Linked DNA regions of Homo sapiens: region 1 is linked to region 2. A link is a loop called in an ENCODE intact Hi-C map of the cell type or tissue named here. Cell type or tissue: heart left ventricle. All regions are shown on one strand. Links, peaks and the distances in the headings refer to the core of each region. The heading gives the core; the rest is flanking DNA.

The links. Hi-C counts contacts between places; a loop is a spot of excess contacts. Peaks named below come from ENCODE experiments on the same cell type or tissue, not always from the same donor. Only the 100,000 strongest peaks of a DNase experiment are listed, where the experiment ranks them.
Region 1: it touches region 2 in a loop (4-fold over the local background); 66 of 110 quality-filtered maps call a loop at or near these places.

The regions. Positions count from the first base shown.
Region 1 is chr7:88,106,578-88,115,929 of GRCh38, reverse strand. It overlaps ADAM22 (ADAM metallopeptidase domain 22), which reads right to left. Exons shown (of 32, transcript NM_001324418.2): 5 at 7,672-7,754; 6 at 1,283-1,346. Among named protein-coding and RNA genes, the nearest start is that of SRI-AS1, 110 kb to the left of the region's middle. RefSeq lists an enhancer at 320-499. In heart left ventricle, for the core only: a CTCF peak has its summit at 4,331 (motif pointing right); no DNase peak of the experiment used is centred there.
Region 2 is chr7:87,797,046-87,806,397 of GRCh38, reverse strand. All of the region lies in intron 8 of RUNDC3B (RUN domain containing 3B), which reads right to left. Among named protein-coding and RNA genes, the nearest start is that of SLC25A40, 75 kb to the left of the region's middle. In heart left ventricle, for the core only: no CTCF peak of the experiment used is centred there; no DNase peak of the experiment used is centred there.

The sequences.
Region 1 (9,352 bases), core at 3,190-5,689, 310 kb before region 2:
TATTATGTTTCTGTGTAGTCTATAATATTAATTCAACTTCTTCTAATTTGTGGGAAATGAATGTTTCAGCTAAAGTGAGAGACAGGATTAAGATGACTCAGGTTTCTCTAAACTTCATCAGCATAGAGCCTTAAAAGCAATAGACAATAGAGAAAAATCTGGAATCTAGAAAAGAGAGGAGGGGTGAAAAATCACAGCTCTGTGGATTTGATTTGTTGTGGACTGAATGTGTGTGTGTCCCCAGACTTCTCATATTGAGGCCCTGGCACCCAGGGTAATTTTGTCTGGAGATAAGGCCTGTGAGGAAGTGATAAATGTTAAATGAGGTCATAAGGGTGAGATCCTTATTCAGTATAGCTGGTACCCTTATAACAAGTGGAGACAACCAGAGTTCTCTCTCTCTCTCTCTGCCATGTGAGAACACAGTGAGAAGGCAGCCATCTGCAACTCAAGCAAAGAGCCCTCACCAGATGTCAACCCTGATGGCACCTTGGACTTTCAGTGCCCAGAACTGAGATAAAGTTTCTGTTGTTTAAGCCACCCAGTCTACAGTATTTTGTTATGGTAGCCAAGTCAAACTAAGACAGATCATAACACATTAGGGTTGAGATGGAAATAGAGATTTCAGAACACCTCAAAGGGAAAGTATTATATTTCCAATATAAAAGAGAAAGAAACAAAAGAAATTTTTTGTTTGTTTGTTTGTTTGTTTTGGAGACGGAGTCTCATTCTGTCACCCAGGCTGGAGCGCAGTGGCAGGAGGTTCAAGCAATACTTCTGCCTTAACTTCCCAAGTAGCTGGGATTACAGGCGCATGCCACCACACCTGGCTAATTTTTGTATTTTAGTAGAGACGGGGTTTCACCAAGTTGGCCAGGCTGGTCTCTAACTCCTGACCTCATGCCCACCTCTGCCTCCAATAGTGCTGGGATTACAGGCATGAGCCACCACACCTGGCAAGAAATTTTTTAAAAAACACTTGTGGTTTTGACTTACTCAATATTTAGTTTAAAATATACAGACAGTCCCCAACATACATGTTTTTGACTTTATGATGCATTTATCAGGGTATTAAATACGTTTTTTACTTATAATATTTTAACTTATGATAGGTTTATCAGGACATAGACCCATCATAAGTTGAGGAGCATCTGTACATATGTTTACTATCTTAACCCTAAAAAATATAAAAATGAAATAAAGTAGAGATAAAAAAAGGAGAGGAAAAAAGCTCTCAGCATAAACATTTCCATTTGCCACAACAAACAGAAGGAGCACTTACTTGAGTAGTGTCATTTTCTTCTGGCTCAATGAGATATGTGTGGTTCCCGTCATAGAACATCCCACTGCCAACGACAAAAAAATAATTAGGCATGGCCATCGACTCTCATCCCAGAACAAGATCATTTTAAAATCAGCAGCAGCCAGAGGGCCCATTTGCTTCTCAATGCCCATTTCCCAGTCCCATCCATCACCTCCAGACACACCACACACACCACTGAGAGGGAAGGCCCCTCCTTCTGATTCCTTATAGGTAGAGTCACCTCATCCTCACCTGACCCCATGCTCAGGATTGCCATGCTCTAGCTGTTGCCCATCACTTCTTCCTCTAACATAGAATTCCAAGATTTTCATATGCAAAAAGTCATCTGGAGAGCTAGTAAAAACGCAGCTCTTTCAGGACTCTCCTCAGATTTATGGACTGGAACCCAGGAAATTGCATTTTAAATAAGCTCCAGGTGATCCTGATGCAGGTTTTCAGGGACTATACTGAGAACGCCCGACCTACCATAAACATGGAAGATGCTCTAGTAACAAGAGCTAACACATTTGAACAACTTGCCACAAGCTAAATACTTTACACTCATTTAATCTTTTCCACAAATCTACAAGAGAAGTACAACGACTATCCTTATTTTATAAGTAAGGAAACTGAAACCCAAAGAGATAAAGTAACTTGCCAAATTATTTAACCAGTAAGAGCAGAAATAGGAACAGAGCCCAGACAGATGGGACCACGAACTGCCCATTTGCAACCTGCTACCTACCTCCATTCATGCATTCCTTCATTCAATCAGCGTGTTTACAGAGCACCTACAATGCACTGTTCTAGGTGCTGGGGATACAATAGCAAACAAAACAGACCAATTCTCTGTCCTTGTGGTGCTCATAAGTATTCTAGGACTTACTATATATATATATATATATATATATATATATATATATTTATTTATTTATTTATAATATATATATTATATATATATATACACACACACATACACATACATATGACAGTGATAAGTTCTAGGGAAGAAAATAATCAGGTGAAGGGCAATAAATGGTGCCAGAGGGTCTTGGGGGCCATACTAGGTGGGCACTTCCTAGGGCCTTGGCTTTTACTCTAAGAGAGATGAAGAGCCACTGCAAAGTTCTAAGCAGATGGGAAATACAATCTTTCTTAAGTTTTATAATGATCATGCCAGATACTATGTTACAATAATTTTTAGCACAGCAAGGATAGAAGCAGGGAAGTTACTGCAATAATCCAGGCGAAAGAAGATGCTGGCTTAGATCAGAGCAGTAATAGTAGAGGTGGTGAGAACTGGTCAAATTCCAGATATATTTTGAAGGTACAACCAGTAGGATTTACTGATGGATTTGAAACAAAGTACGTAAAACAGAGAAGAGTTAGTGAAGACTCCAAGTTTTGACCTGAGCAACTGGAAAAATGGACATGTCATTTAACAAGATAAAAAAAGAGGTAATGGAGTGAGACCCTGTCTCAAAAAAAAAAAAAAAAAAAAAAAAAAGAGGGCAGGCAGGGGGGATGCAGAAAGAACTTTTCGGGATGGGCCTAGGGAAGCAGGAAGCAGAGGGAAGGATGCAAATCCTTTAAGAGTTCAGTTTTGAGCTGGGCATGGGGCTCACATCTGGAATCCCAACACTTTGGAAGGCCAAGGCGGGGGGAAATCACATGAGGCCAGGAGTTTGAGACCAGCCTGGGCAACGTAGTGAGTGGCAAGACTCTCTCTCTACAAAAAATTTTTAAAAAGTTAGCTGGGCCTGGTGATGCACACACCTGTAGTCCCAGCTACTTGGGAGGCTGAGGTGGGAGGATCACCTGAACCCAAGAGTTCAAGGCTGCAGTGATTGATGATTGTGCCACTGTACTCCAGCCTGGGTGACAGAGCAAGACCCTATATTTCTTTAAAAATAAAAAATTCCATTTTGGACCTCGTAGGCTGGGGGTGGCTACCAGCCATCTGAGAAATCCTCTGGAGAGCACTTCAATATACAAATGGCCTCAGCTCCCACTCAGACAGATTCTGATAGCTGCTGCTTTTAGAAGAACATGATCCTTTTACTGAGATCAGGCCCTTTATGATGTTAAAGAAACTTGTCTTATCATTCAGGCATCTGAGGGTAGCAAAGCTATGAGCTGTAGTAATTTTTTAGTTTTTGGTAGAAATGATTATGTGACAGCCAAGCTCCTAAACATAAACTAGTATTTGTCTTTCATTGAAGATTTAGTGAAATTGGTGAAATTCCATGAGCTATAATTATAATGGCCTCCAAGTTCTGCCTCTATCCAAATTCTTTCATTCCTGCTATAACATCTTCCACATGTCCTCAACTTCTATATACTCACAGAATGATTATTCTCACAGCTGCACTGTTTTCAGCCACATGTACTTTCTGAATTTGGATGACATTCTATTTGGAATTTAAACATAAACAGATGCAGTTTGTAAGACATTACTGACAATATGTGCCCAAGGAGTCAGAGGGGGAGCCTTTCAAAAACGTAGACCAAATATGGCAGGGAGTATCTCTCTACCCTTGCTGAGAACTAGCCATATCCATCCAGAAAGTCATATGAAACCATCATAGTTTGCCAAAATTCACGTGGCAACACCAACAAAGTAGCAAGCAGATTATTTTCTTAAAATAGTACTGAGTGTTATTTATCCTTATACTAGGTTAATGTCCAATGAGAAAGTCATTTTTTTATTGGACTTAAACATCATGTAGGCAATATGAAGACAACAGATTCTGACACTATCTGTATCTCAGAAGACTCTAGATTGCTATATGATAATATGCCATTATTAATTCCTTAATAATGAAAAAATACATGTGTTTTATATGCTTTGAGAACTGAAATATTTTTGTTTTACTTATATAAATCCTAATTTTTATATTGAGTCCATAACAGTATACTTGATAAAAACCTATAGCTAAGACCAAGTCGTCACAGACCAATTGAGCTAAAATTTCAAAAGGTTGTATCAAAATAAGATTTTGAAATGAAAAAGCCATTCTTACAAATTTCCACAAGAGGGCAATAAACTCAAACTTAACTCCGTGCTTTAAGGTTCCCACAGTAACAAGATTTTTGCATTAACACCAAACACACCAAGATCAAAACATTGCCTATTAGTCCTTTGACTCCAAACAAATGTGACCTTGCAGGTTCTTTATGGGAAAGATATACGAATCTGATTTTCCCTTATTTATATTATTGAACTGAATTTAATAAATCAAAAATGAAAAAAAAAACAGTACGCACTTGGTAATTTATAAAGGATGAGTCATGGATGACATAATATATCTCATATCTAAACCACTGTAATTGGGACAACATACATTATTCAATATTTCATAACATCCCCCCAAAACATTTCTTCCAGAAAGTAAAGTCAAGATGAGAAGCAATAATTACTAAACAACAAGATGATACAAGGTTATATTTATCCTATGTGCTCATAAAAGTCTAAGAAAGCCTAAAATGGTCATACACAATTCTGACAATGTTCCAAGACACACGATAGGTTTTCTGTTTATTTTTATTTAGTTTTAAATAAAAACATTCTTAAAAGGAGATATAAAATTTACTTAATTAAAATAACCCTGTAATCTCAGCACTTTGGGAGGCTGAGGTGGGCGGATCACGAGGTCAGGAGTTCGAGACCAACCTGGCCAACATGGCAAAACCCCGTCTCTACTGAAAATACAAAAATTAGATGGGCATGCTGGCAGCCACCTGTAATCCCAGCTACTCAGGAGGCTGAGGCACAAGAATGGCTTGAACCTGGGAGGCGGAGGCTGCAGCGAGCTGAGATCATACCACTGCACTTCAGCCTGTGGGACAGAGTGAGACTCTGACAGAAAAGAATGAACAAAAGAAAGAATGAATGAACGAACGAACAAATGAACGAATGAATGAAAGAACAAAAGAAAAGAAAAAGAAAAGAGAAGAGAAAAGAAAAAAAAGAAAAGAAAAGAAAAAAGAAAAGTGGGCATGGTGGCTCATGCCTGGGATTACAGGGGTGAGCCACCGTGCCCGGCCTAAAAGTTATTTTTCAATCCTTCTTTACAAGACTATAGTAGGATTAGTAACAGGTATCATTCTTAGGTTCTCAGGTCCATTTATAGCCCTTAGAAGGCACAAATATCTTCTCTCTGATTCTCACAACATTGAGTCCATTTGGAAAACCAGAAGGCAGACTGGAACGAGTACTGAGAAAGATGCTGACACTAGGACTTTGGATTGAGATTTTAAGAGAGAGAAAAGGGGAAAAAAAACACTTCATTTTTTACCCCCAATATACACTTGCTGTCACAAATGTGAACAGGTCTCACTGTACTATTCCTAGGTGACAGATGTGCTTGTCTTGAGCTCAGATGTAACAATTTTACTGCTGAAAAGGACTTCAATGTTTCTTTTTCCTAATAAGAAAACAGAGACTGTCTGATATTAAGCATGGATTCCATGTTTGTAAAAACCTCTTTCTTCAAATAATGTATTTAAAGTAAATAAATGTACACCTTTATTCACAGTAGTCTTTTAGCACAAACAAGGAAATGGAAGTCTTCCATGCTCTCAGACACATGGCCTCCTGTCTCTGGTTATTTAACTTACACTTATATTCTTTCCTTTCTGCCTAATATGCTTATTCCCAGATCCTGACCAGAGGTGTCACTCAGGCAGACTAGCTAGATTTTCTGGCCGTGTCCATTAGCTCTCTTTCCTAGATTTAAGATCTGTCAGTGTAACCCTCTCCCTTGGATAGGCTATTCCAACCTATTGCACTCCACTGTCTTCAGGTGGCATGTTTCCAGAGCCCTTAGGTGCCACCTGTTCTTCGGTGACAATGCTTAGCTTGCATTTTTCCCAGTTTTGTTTTTTTTTTTTTCCTCTCTCTCTCTCAAAAAAAAAGCAAATATACCTATCATGTTCCACATCAGGAAATGGGCTAGATTTGGCCTCCTCATGAGACTGTGAGCTCCCAGGACTTGTGTTTCAATCGCCTTAATATTCCTAGGGCTGGCACACAGGAGACACCCAGTAACTGCTTGTTAGATGAAAAGCCACATCTCTAAGATGGTAACAAAAAGGAATTATTTTAAAGTTTCTCAACGAAAATTTAACAAAATTAAAGTGCTGGATTGTTCTGTGCCAAAAAGTAAAACAAACAAGAAGGAAATGAAACGATTTAGTTAAAAGAGAATGCTGAGGAATGACACGGTAGCTTTATAAGGGGTTACAAAACAAGTAAGAAACAACCACCTGTGCATTATCATTATCGACAGGATGGAGGAAGTGGATGTATTCCCATGTTAAACATCAGCAAACATTATTTGATAGAGAAGGTTATGAGAAAGGAAGCAAGGCCTTGAGGAAGGATGAACTTTGTTCCTCGGAGATCTCTGAGAAACGACAGACCCTCCCACAGATTTGCTATGAATTAGGTGGGATTCAGGCTGAAAAAAAGGGGCAAAGACATATGAGCTCTTGAGATCACTAGCAGCCTTTTCTCTTTGTGTAAGGAGTCAGGCGTTTCCATTTACTGAAACTGCTATTATTTGACAAAAATATAAAAACTAATATAAAGAAGGAGTAGGGAAGAATATCAAGGGGCTAAACATCCACAGAAACAGACACCAAAGTTAACCCAAATCACTCCTGTCTGAATTTGGATGAAACTAGAAAAATGCTTCAAATATCATTTTAAGGTATCATTGTGAAATTCAAAAGCCTCTGTTTTCTGCAGCTCTAATTTTATTTAATTTTTTTGAGATGGAGTCTAGCATCTCCTTAAAGTATGCTTATCTTTTTTCTTGACAATATATATTTTTTCTTTCTTTTGCAAAATGTAGGACTTTTCTTTCTTTCTTTCTTTCTTTCTTTATTTTTTTTGAATCAGAGTCTCGCTCTATCCCACAGGCTGGAGTGCAGTGGCATGGTCTTGGCTCACTGCAACCTTCACCTCGCAGGTTCAAGTGATTCTCCTGCCTCAGCCTCCCGAGTAGCTGGGATTACAGGTACCTGCCACCATGCCCGGCTAATTTTTGTATTTTTAGTAGAGACAGGGTTTCACCATGTTGGCTGGGCTGGTCTCGAACTCCTGACCTCAGGTGATCTGCCTGCCTAGACCCCCCCAAAGTGCTGGGATTATAGGCATGAGCCACCACGCCCGACCATTTGCAACCCTAATTTAAAAATCTGCTTGGTTTATAAAATACAAAAGAGAAAAAAAAAATCAGATCCATCACCAATTTAAAGTCATTTCTTGACACAAAATAGGGATATCTACTATAGTGCATTCATAATAAAGAAAATAAATTATTGAAAAAACAAACAGTAAAAATAACTTTTTGAACACTTACTGAAGTCCGTGGCATGTTGACAATGCAACAAATGAGTCAGGGTTTCCTCGGATATGGCCCTGGTAGTAACAGTGCTCTCCTCCCTGAAAACAGAAATAAAGAATGTAAGTCTTTGCATCACAAGGAGAATCAGCTGCTTCATTTCACAGGAGGTTTCTACTCACAATGCACCTCCACATCTAGAACTCTGCATGATATTTCATTATTCAGATTAGCATTATCAAATCTTTTCTAACAGAATTATTCATAAACACTCTGAGTGAGCTGACTCTAAATCAAAATTCAGGGAAATAAAAGTTGACTTGACCTTTCTTTTATGTAGGTGATATTAGAGGAACAAAGAAAGAGATATTGAAATACACATGGGGAGTCAGGCACAGTGTCTCATGTCTACAATTTCAATGCTTTCAGAGGCGAGGCAGGAGCATCACTTAAGGCCAGAAGTTCAAGACCAGCCTAAGCAACATAGCAAGACCCTGTCTCTACAAAAAAAAAAAAAATTGAAATTAGCTGGATGTGGTGGCATGCACCTGTATTCCTAGCCTCTTGGGAGGTTAAGGCAGGAGGATCATTTGAACCCAGGAGTTTGAGGCTGCAGTGAGCTGTGATTGTGCTACTGCACTCCAGCCTGGACAAAAAGAGTGAAATTCTGTCTCAAAAGAAAAAATGACAAAAAAAGAAAAGAAAGGAAATACATATGTGACCCTTGCACCAAAGTTTAATCATCTGCTTTCCTAGTTATAAGAAATTCAACCATGGGCCAGGTGCAGTGGCTCATGCCTCTAATCCCAGCACTTTGGGAGACTGAGGTGGGTGGATCCCTTGAGGTCAGGAGTTCCAAACCAGCCCAGCCAATATGGTGAAACCCTGTCTCTTCTAAAAATACAAAATTAGCTGGATGTGGTAGTGCATGCCTGTAATCCCAGTTACTCGGGAGGCTGAGGCAGGAGAATCGCTTGAACCAGGGAAGTGGAGGTCGCAGTGAGCTGAGATGGCACCACTGTACTCCAGCCTGGGCGATAGAGACCCTGTCTCAAAAAAAAAAAAAAAAAAAAAAAAAGAAATTCAATCATGAGCAGCAGCAAAGCAATACTCTTTTACATAAAACTAAGTAAAAATGAATATAAATCATTTGAGAGTCACTAAATTATATTGATGGAGGAAATGCTTGTTTTTACAGTGTTTATATTGATTACCAGATAAACAGGTTCATACTATTCTTTTCTGAAACCAGCAATGGCTTTAACTGGTAAGCAGTTTATGGGCGGGGTTTTAAATTGTGAAGTTTTTCTTAGCATCCAATTGCATTAATAAAATTCTACTAAGAGAGATTCATTTATTTGGATTCAATGTGCCTGGAAAGGTAAGAAGGTAAATCTTCTGCCATCTTAGGATGTCACCTTTAAATACTTACTACTCAGAGTGCAGTTCAGAGACAAGCAGCATTGACATCACTAGGAGGTTGTTAAAAATGCAGAATCTCAGGCCCCACCCCCAACCTACTGTAGAGAATCTGTATTTTAACAAGTCCCTAGATGATTCATATGCACATTAAAGTTCGAGAAGCTCTTCTCTAAATGACCTCTTTCCATCCTGTCACCAATCTTCTATTTCTTCAGTAGCTGAAAGCTTCTAATTAAATTGACTCACTGAGATACGAAAGAGTGAAACAGAAAGGACC
Region 2 (9,352 bases), core at 2,805-5,304:
TTCCACAGATAAAAGTCCTGTTGTGGGTAACAGAGAGGTGAGTCAGTGAGGTAAGGGCAGCACAATACTGCACTAAAGAAAATCAGCCTGCATGCCACCCCTGGCTGTTTACAATGATACTAATGGAGTAACTATATTTCATATGTCTCTAACAGGCTACAGATGGATATTTCTGATTTTATGGGGTATCTGTGTGCACTGAAAAATACTTGTTCCACTATGTCCACAAGGAAACATTATCTGATGTAAACACTAGATTCTGTCTCAGGATGGAATACTAAAATAGGCCAAAGTTAGTGAGAATGTATCCTAGTAAGATATGATTTTAGCCTAGTGGCCACAATTTCATTTCAGTGGAAAAGAAATTTTTAAAAGGACTTTTAAAGTACTTAAACATTTTTTCAAAAATGAAAACAGTAAAGCTTTACAAAGAGAGTGGCTGGGAAAATTTTAAGACTGACAGGAAAATCATGCAAAACAAAAATAGGAATTATTGGCCAGAGAATCTATTATGATAAACCACCATTATTTTGGATTCTCTTAGGTTTTTCTCTATCATATATTCCATTTCTTGAGGGAATCTAGTGAACATTACTGGAAAACTCAATTTCAATGTCATAATTGGCTTACAGGAAATATTCAGGCAGAATGTGAGAAAAGCAAAGGTGCATCTGTGAGGAAATGGCACTGGTAGAACACAGTTAATAATAGTAATTAACAACCTCCAATTTAGAATATATTCTTTCTGGAAAGTGAAAAGTTTTATACCTCATTAAATGGAAAAGAGAACTGAAGTTCCACAACAGTTTTTATATAACTATTGTCCACGGAGATTTTTGCCTAATGACAAATTAAGGTACTGTCTTTAGACCTTTGTCCTTAGAAATCCTAATGATGTTTTCTATGAGCAGCTGCCTGGTCCTCTGAAACAGGAGATAAAAGATCTCAGCTAATGGAATAGGTGTAGTTTTCCTCCCACACAGCATCTATTTCCCATCTTTTGTGAGGAATGTGGAGACAACAAATCCTGGCACTTGCTCTGCCACTATGAAGAGGAAAGGTTCCTGGAGAATCCTTGTGTAAGGCCTTTTCTTTCATCACTCAAGTACACTATGGGACAGGCAAGTGAATTAAGTTAAGTTGAGAACCTCATCCTTGTATTTTTGAATCTTGACTAGAGTCTGTTTAGAGTAATAAATAAACAGAGCAGTTTATTCACTTTAGTGGTGGGTCCCTGAACAGAATGTACCAGCAAAGAGACATTACTGCAGTTCCTGCTTCCAGCCCTCTGGGGTAGCTCAGTCTCCTTCTTTCTAAGCCTATTTATCCAGTCTTTCTATCCATTCTGTGAGCTGCTGATCTCTTTATAATGAATTCTATTTGTGCACAAGAATTGATTGTGGTTGTTTGCAACCAAAGAATCCTACCACTTACCCTAGAACAAGTGAAATATACCCAGTTAATATCAAAACCTACTCAAAGGTAATCCAATTAATGTTAATATGAAGAATAATGATATTTTTCTTAATTGGCCAAGCTTAAAAATGGTTTCAACTTAAGTTACTCAATAATTGCTATTATTTAATGGTATTAAATCAGTGATAAAGGTTAAAATATGTGACATTTGACTTTAATTAAAATGCTAACCAATGCTGAAATTAGTCTGCTATCTAAAAACTGAATTATTTTATATGTGATAGATTCTATTTATCACTTATCTATAAGTCAATTTCTCATTCCCTCATTAAGACAATGATTCTATAGAAGGTACACTGAAGGAAAACTGTTTAATTTATTATGAAAGTAGCAAGAGTAGAATTATCACAGCTAATTTTCAGAACTTCCCCGTGGTATCTACCTCTAAATTTCTAGATAGATAATTTCTCTTTAGATTCTCAATAGGAATTATTTAGGAATTTGGCTTCTCAAAATAACATAATTTAATTTTATTACTGCAATGACTCAAAACCATTAAAGAAAGGATCTCTTTATATGGATTTTAAGCTACATATAATCCAGTCAAGCCTAACTATGAGGCAGGTTCTGACACTTGTAAAGCTTAAATACAGCTACTGAGACAGCAAGTTGCAAGGCTACTCTATTAGGGAAAAATATTTAAAACTCAAGTTTACTTATACACTGAAAGTATCATCTCCTTGTGTTTGCTCTCCCAGCATTAACTATATCCCTATTATTATTCAAAAGATCCAAATTCCATCCATCTTCCAAGGTTCTTTTGGTTTTCTACCTCATTCGAAAAGATCTTCAGACTACTTCTGTTCACAATGATACAACTTGTATTGCTTTGTGGTGAGTCTCATACAGTTTAATAATCAATTATTTAAATATTTTAATGTTTTATGGATCTTCTACTTTGATTATAAGCTACTTGGGAACGGTAGCTTTGTTTCATATTTATTCACTGTAAATGGTTATCATAATATTGGACATATTGCTGAATCTCCTCAACATATAATTCACATGACCACTAAATGAAAACTTTTCCAGCTTGAGGCCTTATATGGATTCTTGCTGATTTCCCATATACCACCTCATAACAAAAAGTAAAGTTTTAAACTAAAAATTTAGATTAAATCTGCAAAATATTCACGGACAGCATTTTCATGACAATCGAAAAAAATATATTCACAACGAATATCAAGTAAATGTATTAGGTAGGCAGTGGAGGACACACTTAAAATACGTGAAGAAGCAATCATCTAAAAGTCTTTGTGATTGTTGTAGTTTTCATGAGAAACATCCTCATAGAAGAGGGAGTATAGAAAGTACAATTTAAATTCTCCTTCCTTATTATACTCTACCGCTTCTAATAGGCTTCTAGATCCTTGAGGAATCTCCTCTATCTTGCTTTTGCATAAAGATCTTTTACTCTGCAGATAAAAATCTGTCATTTGAAAGTAAAATTTTGTTTCTTATATGTAATTATGTTGACGTATGTGTCAGTTTATCAATTGGCTATTTCATGTGATCTATAAATATATCCTCAATTTTTTGACCTGAATGTGTATTTGATGGATATATGTAAATTCAAAATACTGTGGATTTATAAACCCAAAACTTCTCAACTGAAAAATGGAGTCTAGCTCTCCTGCAAAATTGTTAGAAACAAAACTATAGTTTTCAGTTAAGGTTCAAAGAGCTGTTTTATTTTTCAAAGGAAAAATAGTTCCACATCTTAAGCAAGTCCTTCTGGGAATGACAGAAAAAGTCAATAAATACAATTTATTCTGTGGAACCTAGCTAACCCCTGAAAAGTTCCTATATCTTCTAAATATATAATTCATAACTATGTATAAATATGTATTTTGCCACTGATGCTTTATTCTTTTTAGATTTATAATTTTTCTTATGTTTTTTAAACATTTTTATTTTATTTTATTCATTATTTATTTTGAGTAGGGTCTCAATCTGTCACCCAGGGTGAAGTGCAGTGATACGATCATGGCTCTCTGCAAACTCAAATTCCCAGGGTCAAGTGATCCTCCCACCTCCATCTCCCAATAGCTGGGACCACAGGTGTGCACCATCACTCTTTGCTGAGGCGGGGTCTCCCTATGTTGCCCAGGCTGGTCTCAAACTCCTGGGCTCAGGTGGAGCGCCTACCTAGGCCTCCTAAAGTGCTGGGATTACAGGCGTGAGCCACTATGCCTTGCCTTAATTTGTATTTTTAATTTTTGTGGGTACATAATAGGTGTGTATATTTATGAGTTACATGAGATATTTTGACAGAGGCATGTAATAATCATACCAGGGTAAATGGGGAATCCATCACCTCAAGCATTTAACCTTTGTGTTACAAACAATCTGATAATACTCTTTTGGTTATTTTTAAATGTATAATTAAATTACTTTTGACTATAGTCACTCTGTTGTGCTAGCAAACACTAGGTCTTATTCTTTCTAATTTTTTTTGTGTCCATTTACCCACTTTCCCTCCCTCATAAGACTCATATGATTATTTTTAATTTATCTTTTATTTTTTTTGAGACAGGGTTGCTCTGTCGCCCAGGCTGGAGTGCAGTAGCACAATCATGGCTCGTTGCAGCCTCAATCTCTGAGTCTCAAGTGATCCTTCCACCTCTCAGCCTCCCAGTAGCTGGGACTACAAGCATGCAACCACCATGACCAGCTAAGTTTTGCATCTTTTATAGAGACCCAGGTTTTGCCCTGTTGTCTAGGCTGGTCTCAAACTCCTGGGCTCAAGTGATCCGCCAACCTTGGCCTCCCAAAGTGCTGGGATTACAGGTGTGAGCCACTGCAGCCGGTCTATTAGTTTATCTTGACTAAGTACAGAGCAATACAATGCAATACAATATAATGCAATACAATAAGACTCTGGATTAATTATAAACACCAAGGACTTTTCACTATGGACGCTTTATATCGTTTCAGGAGGAAATTATTTTCTCATTGTTTTTGAAAAAAATTCAGCAAAAATGCAGTTATTTACTGTCTCTTTCAAAAACAGCTTTCTATATCTCACTTGTTCATTATGTAATTTGCTAAAATTCAATTTGTGAAGATTTATCACATGACTTTGAGCCATCAAGAAGGGTATATTTACCTCTCTCCTCTAATAATGAAGGGTGTTTTACAGAAATATTAATTTTTTTTGAAACAGTCTTGCTCTTTCGCCCAGGAGTGCAGTGGCACAATCTCAGTTCAGTGCAACCTCCGCCTCCTGGGTTCAAGCAATTCTCCTGCCTCAGCCTCCCAAGTAGCTGGGACTACAGGTATGTGCCACAACGCCCAGCTAATTTTTTTTTTCTTTTTGTATTTTTACTAGAGACAGGGTTTCACCATGTTGGCCAGGCTGGTCTCAAACTTCTGGTCTCAAGTGATCCACCCACCTCAGCCACCCAAAGTGTTGAGATTACAGTTGTGAGCCACCACGCCCAATCGGAATATTAATTTTTAAATAGAGGCTCATCCCAGGTAAAAAATGGAACAGTCCCAATAAAAGTTATTTCAGTTTTCCCAGAAAAACGATTTGCTTCAAATAGTACTTGACTTAAAATTTTACCTCACTGGTCTTCCTCACATGATGTTTTGCATCCATGTTTCTGTATGTGCTATTCTCTGTACCCAGAATACCCTTTCTTTCTTTCTATTCCTTGGTCACGTGGGGAACTCCTGAAAAACCCTGCTCAAATATCAACTTCTTAGTGATGGTTTCCCTGGATCATCATTACTGTGCTACCTCTATAATGTATATACAACTTGAGCATTCCTAATTTGAAAATCCAAAATGCTCCAGAATCCACAACTTTCTCAGAAGCAAAGTGACACCACAGTGAAAAATTCCACACCTGACCTCATGTGAAGTGTTGCAATTAAAACACACTCAAAATTTTGTATCATGCACAAAATTATAAAAAATATTGTATAAATTATCTTCAGACTTATGTGTATAAGGTGTACATAAAACATAAATGAATTTTGGCTGGGTACAGTGGCTCACACCTGTAATCTCAGAACTTTGGGAGGATCACTTGAGCCCAGAAGTTCAAGACCAGCCTGGACAACACAGTGAGAACCTATCTATACAAAAAAGTTTTAAAAATTAGCTGAGCAAGGTGGTACATGCTTGTAGTCCTAGCTACTTGAAAGGCTGAGGTGGTAGGATCACTTAAGCCTGGAGGTCAAGGCTGCAGTGAGCTGTGATTGTGCCACTGCACTCCAGCCTGGATGACAGAGGCCCTGTCTCAAAAAAAAAAAAAAAAGAAAAGAAAAGATGAGTGGAGAAATGAGGATGTTTCTACACTGTTGGTGGGAATGTAAATTAGTACATTCATTATGGAAAACTGCATGGTGGTTCCTCAAAAAACTGAAAATAGAATTACCATATGATCCAGCCATCCCACTTCTGGGTACCTGAATGATTTGAAATCAGTATGTTGAAGAGATTCTGCACAATTATGTCCACTGTAGCACTATTCACAACAGCCAAGTTATGGAATAAACATAAGTGCCCATCAGTAGTGAGTGAACAAAGAAAATGTGGTACGAGGTCTTCTAAAAGATCTAGAAATCCATATTCTAGACTTTGATAGTAATACTTCGCCAATTCAAAGTTATTCTCTTGTTCATTTATTTGATTCTTTTTCTTGTGGCTCCAGGCTTGAAGGTTATCCTCTCCCCTCTACTTTGCTTCTTCCTCACCCCAGATGCTGTGCCAATGCTCATGATGTGGTTATACTTTCAGCTGTTGGACATTTATAAGGATCTAACCCCTGAAATCTAAGGATGTAACATCTGTGGTTCCAAATATTCCAATGCAACTCCAAAGGTCCATGACTTGAAGTAATTTTTAATTTTGATAAGATAATATATTTAAAGCCCTTGGGCTATGAGGAAAGTTTTGAAAGTGTGAGTGAGCAATTCTGATGCTAGAAAAATTACTAGCATCAGCAATATAGCAAATTGTTGTAATTTTCCACTTACCACTTACTGTCTGATTTGAGTGATTCTTTTTTTTTTTTTTTTTTTTTGAGACGGAGTCTCGCTCTGTCACCCAGGCTGGAGTGCAGTGGCACGATCTTGGCTCACTGCAACCTCCGCCTTCCAGGTTCAAGTGATCTCTTGCCTCAGCCTCCTGAGTAGCTGGGACTACAGGCACACGCCACCATGCCCAGCTAATTTTTGTACTTTTAGTAGAGACGGGCTTTCAACATGTTGGCCAGGATGGTCTTGATCTCTTGACCTCGTGATCCACCCACCTCAGCCTCCCAAAGTGCTGCGATTACAGGCATGAACCACCGCGCCTGGCCTTGTGTAATTCTTAAGATGTACTCCAGTATTGGTTGTGAGTACTTAAATGTGCTCCAGTACTATTTGTGACACGGCACACTGAGAAAATCATAGGCTATCAATCTTCATGAAAATAACTATAGTAATATAGAATTTTATGTTAATGGAAAGAATACCTAGGTAGCAATTACTGAAGGTCAAAGAAAGGGAAAGTCACCAAAGATAAAGGTGTTACATATACTCTAACCCCTGACTCCCTTAGGAAAAGCAGGAAAACAGAACTGCCTACCTCCAGCTTCTCTTTACTACTTTGGAAGAGGTATCTGACAGATGCTATCTGTTTATTGTTGGTCCTTGCCCTCTACTCAACATAAACTCTATAAGGGTAGGAACTATATGTTTAATTCATTCTTGAATCACCAGCGCCTAGAACTGGGCCTGACTCACCATACTTTCTCAATAAATATCTGTTAATAAAACAATATCAGAGAAGTTACAAAAGCAATTTAATACCAAGAGGAGTAATGAGAATTTCTTCTTCTTTATTCATTTAAAGCTTCCTGGAATTGGAAAACATGTATATGGCTTGTGAATATCCTAACTTCTTCATAATTAATATTACAATGTTCTTCATTCGTGTTATTTTCTTTTTTAACTTTAGACATAGTCATGGGATAAAGATTTACTTTATATAACTTTACAATTATTTCCCTTTAAAGAAAACATACTGAAAGAAGCAACCTTAAAAGGAGACAGATGTCCAAAAATTATGCTATTTACCTATTTACCAATGAAATATTCTTGCCCAAAAAGTTAAACCTAAATCTAAACAAGTCTCTGAAAGTGGCAATGGTTTTCAACCCTGGCTGCACTTTAGAACTTGACACTATCCTTTAAGAAGAAAGAGACATTAATGAGTAATTTAGAACTTAAAAAAAATCAAGTGACTCATTATTTGCCCCATTTTAAAATGTAAAATAAACCCTGGCTCCTTAGAGGAGTGAATGATGCAGGTGTGGGGCACTAAATATACAAGATGAGCTTGAGATATCTTGTGCTAGAAAGTAAGAGTTATCAAAAACAAATGGTTCATATTAGAAGGACACAAGATTCAACATGAAGGAGCCTCAGTTAGACAAAAATGGGGCAATTTGAGCATCAAAAATAAAAAGAAATGTAAGTGATAGAAGCACAATAAAAACATTTCTACTATAATGCAGGAACAAACAAAACAAACAAGAAGTGTTTTGTAATATCATACAGAAAATGGGTGACCTATGGGGAGGTCAGGATCAGAAGATGACAATTCAAAACCTAATCATCTTTCTAACTAGAACACAGAGGAAAACAATAACAATCCTAATAAAATTACAAACTCAATTTAAAAGGTTTGTTAAATTCCTATATAGAAAAGAAATATTGCAATAAATCTGGATTTTAACAACAACAAACTGAAAGCCTTTGACAGAAGAGTAAGGAAGGGTTGAGGATGCTGGGGTTGAGGCTTGCCATGAAGGCAAGGGAAAAATGCACAAAGATGGAGTAAATAGAGAGCAAGCACCTCCAACTCTTAGTTAAATGAAACCAGTGGAATGCAAGGTGATAATGTACAATGAGAGAATGCCATCTGTTGGTGGCTTGTAGTATTTGACTGTATTCGTGTATTTTGATTCAGCTGCTGTCACTTGTTGAGACACATTAACCTATGAATCAAGGGATTTCCTTGCTACATTGACATCATCCCTTTATTTATAAATCTTATGTAAGTTAATTCGCATCGCAAAAGAATTCTAACTGTAACGAGTTCAAAATAATAAAAGGAGGAAAAATAAGAAACAAAAATCATCATGTCATTAGAAACTATTAAAAAGAGGTAGGACATCAGTGTCTTACTCTAAAACTTAACAATATTCCATAAGAACTGAATTTCAGGGCAACCACCAAAAAACCCTAACTGACGAGGGAAAGTTCTTCTTTATAGTTAATTCCAGACAATAAGTATGAAATGACTAACAGCTGGGAAATCACCCATTACAAACCCTAATTAATCAACTGCTTTAGGCAATGCTCACCCAATTAAGCCATTAAGTGAAAGGCTGACAGGAACTTTTCCATAGGAGAAACTAGGCTGCCACCACCTGAATCCACTGCCTGATCTTATAATCACTAAAAGTGGGACAACCAGTGTGCTTCAAATATGATACAATGTGAAGTCCACAGCATCATCTATAAAATACTCCTGCTAAAAAAATTTAAACTTAAATTTAACCCAGCCCCATAGAGCAGCAGTTCTCAGCCCTGACTGCCCATCAGAAACACCCAGAAACCCATCAGAAACGACTTTAAAAGTTTAATTTTCTAGTACCCACATTAAAGAGAAACAGAAATTTTAATAATGTACTTATTTAACCAAATCTATTCAGGATATTATTTTATGATGCAGTCTATATATAAAGTTATTCATATTTTATATTCTTTAAACTCTGCTCCTTTACAGCTATGTCCCCAAACTTTTCCGTTACTGTCACAAAATTACATCTTTATACACTTTGTGCCCCCAAACATAAACTAATATTACTTT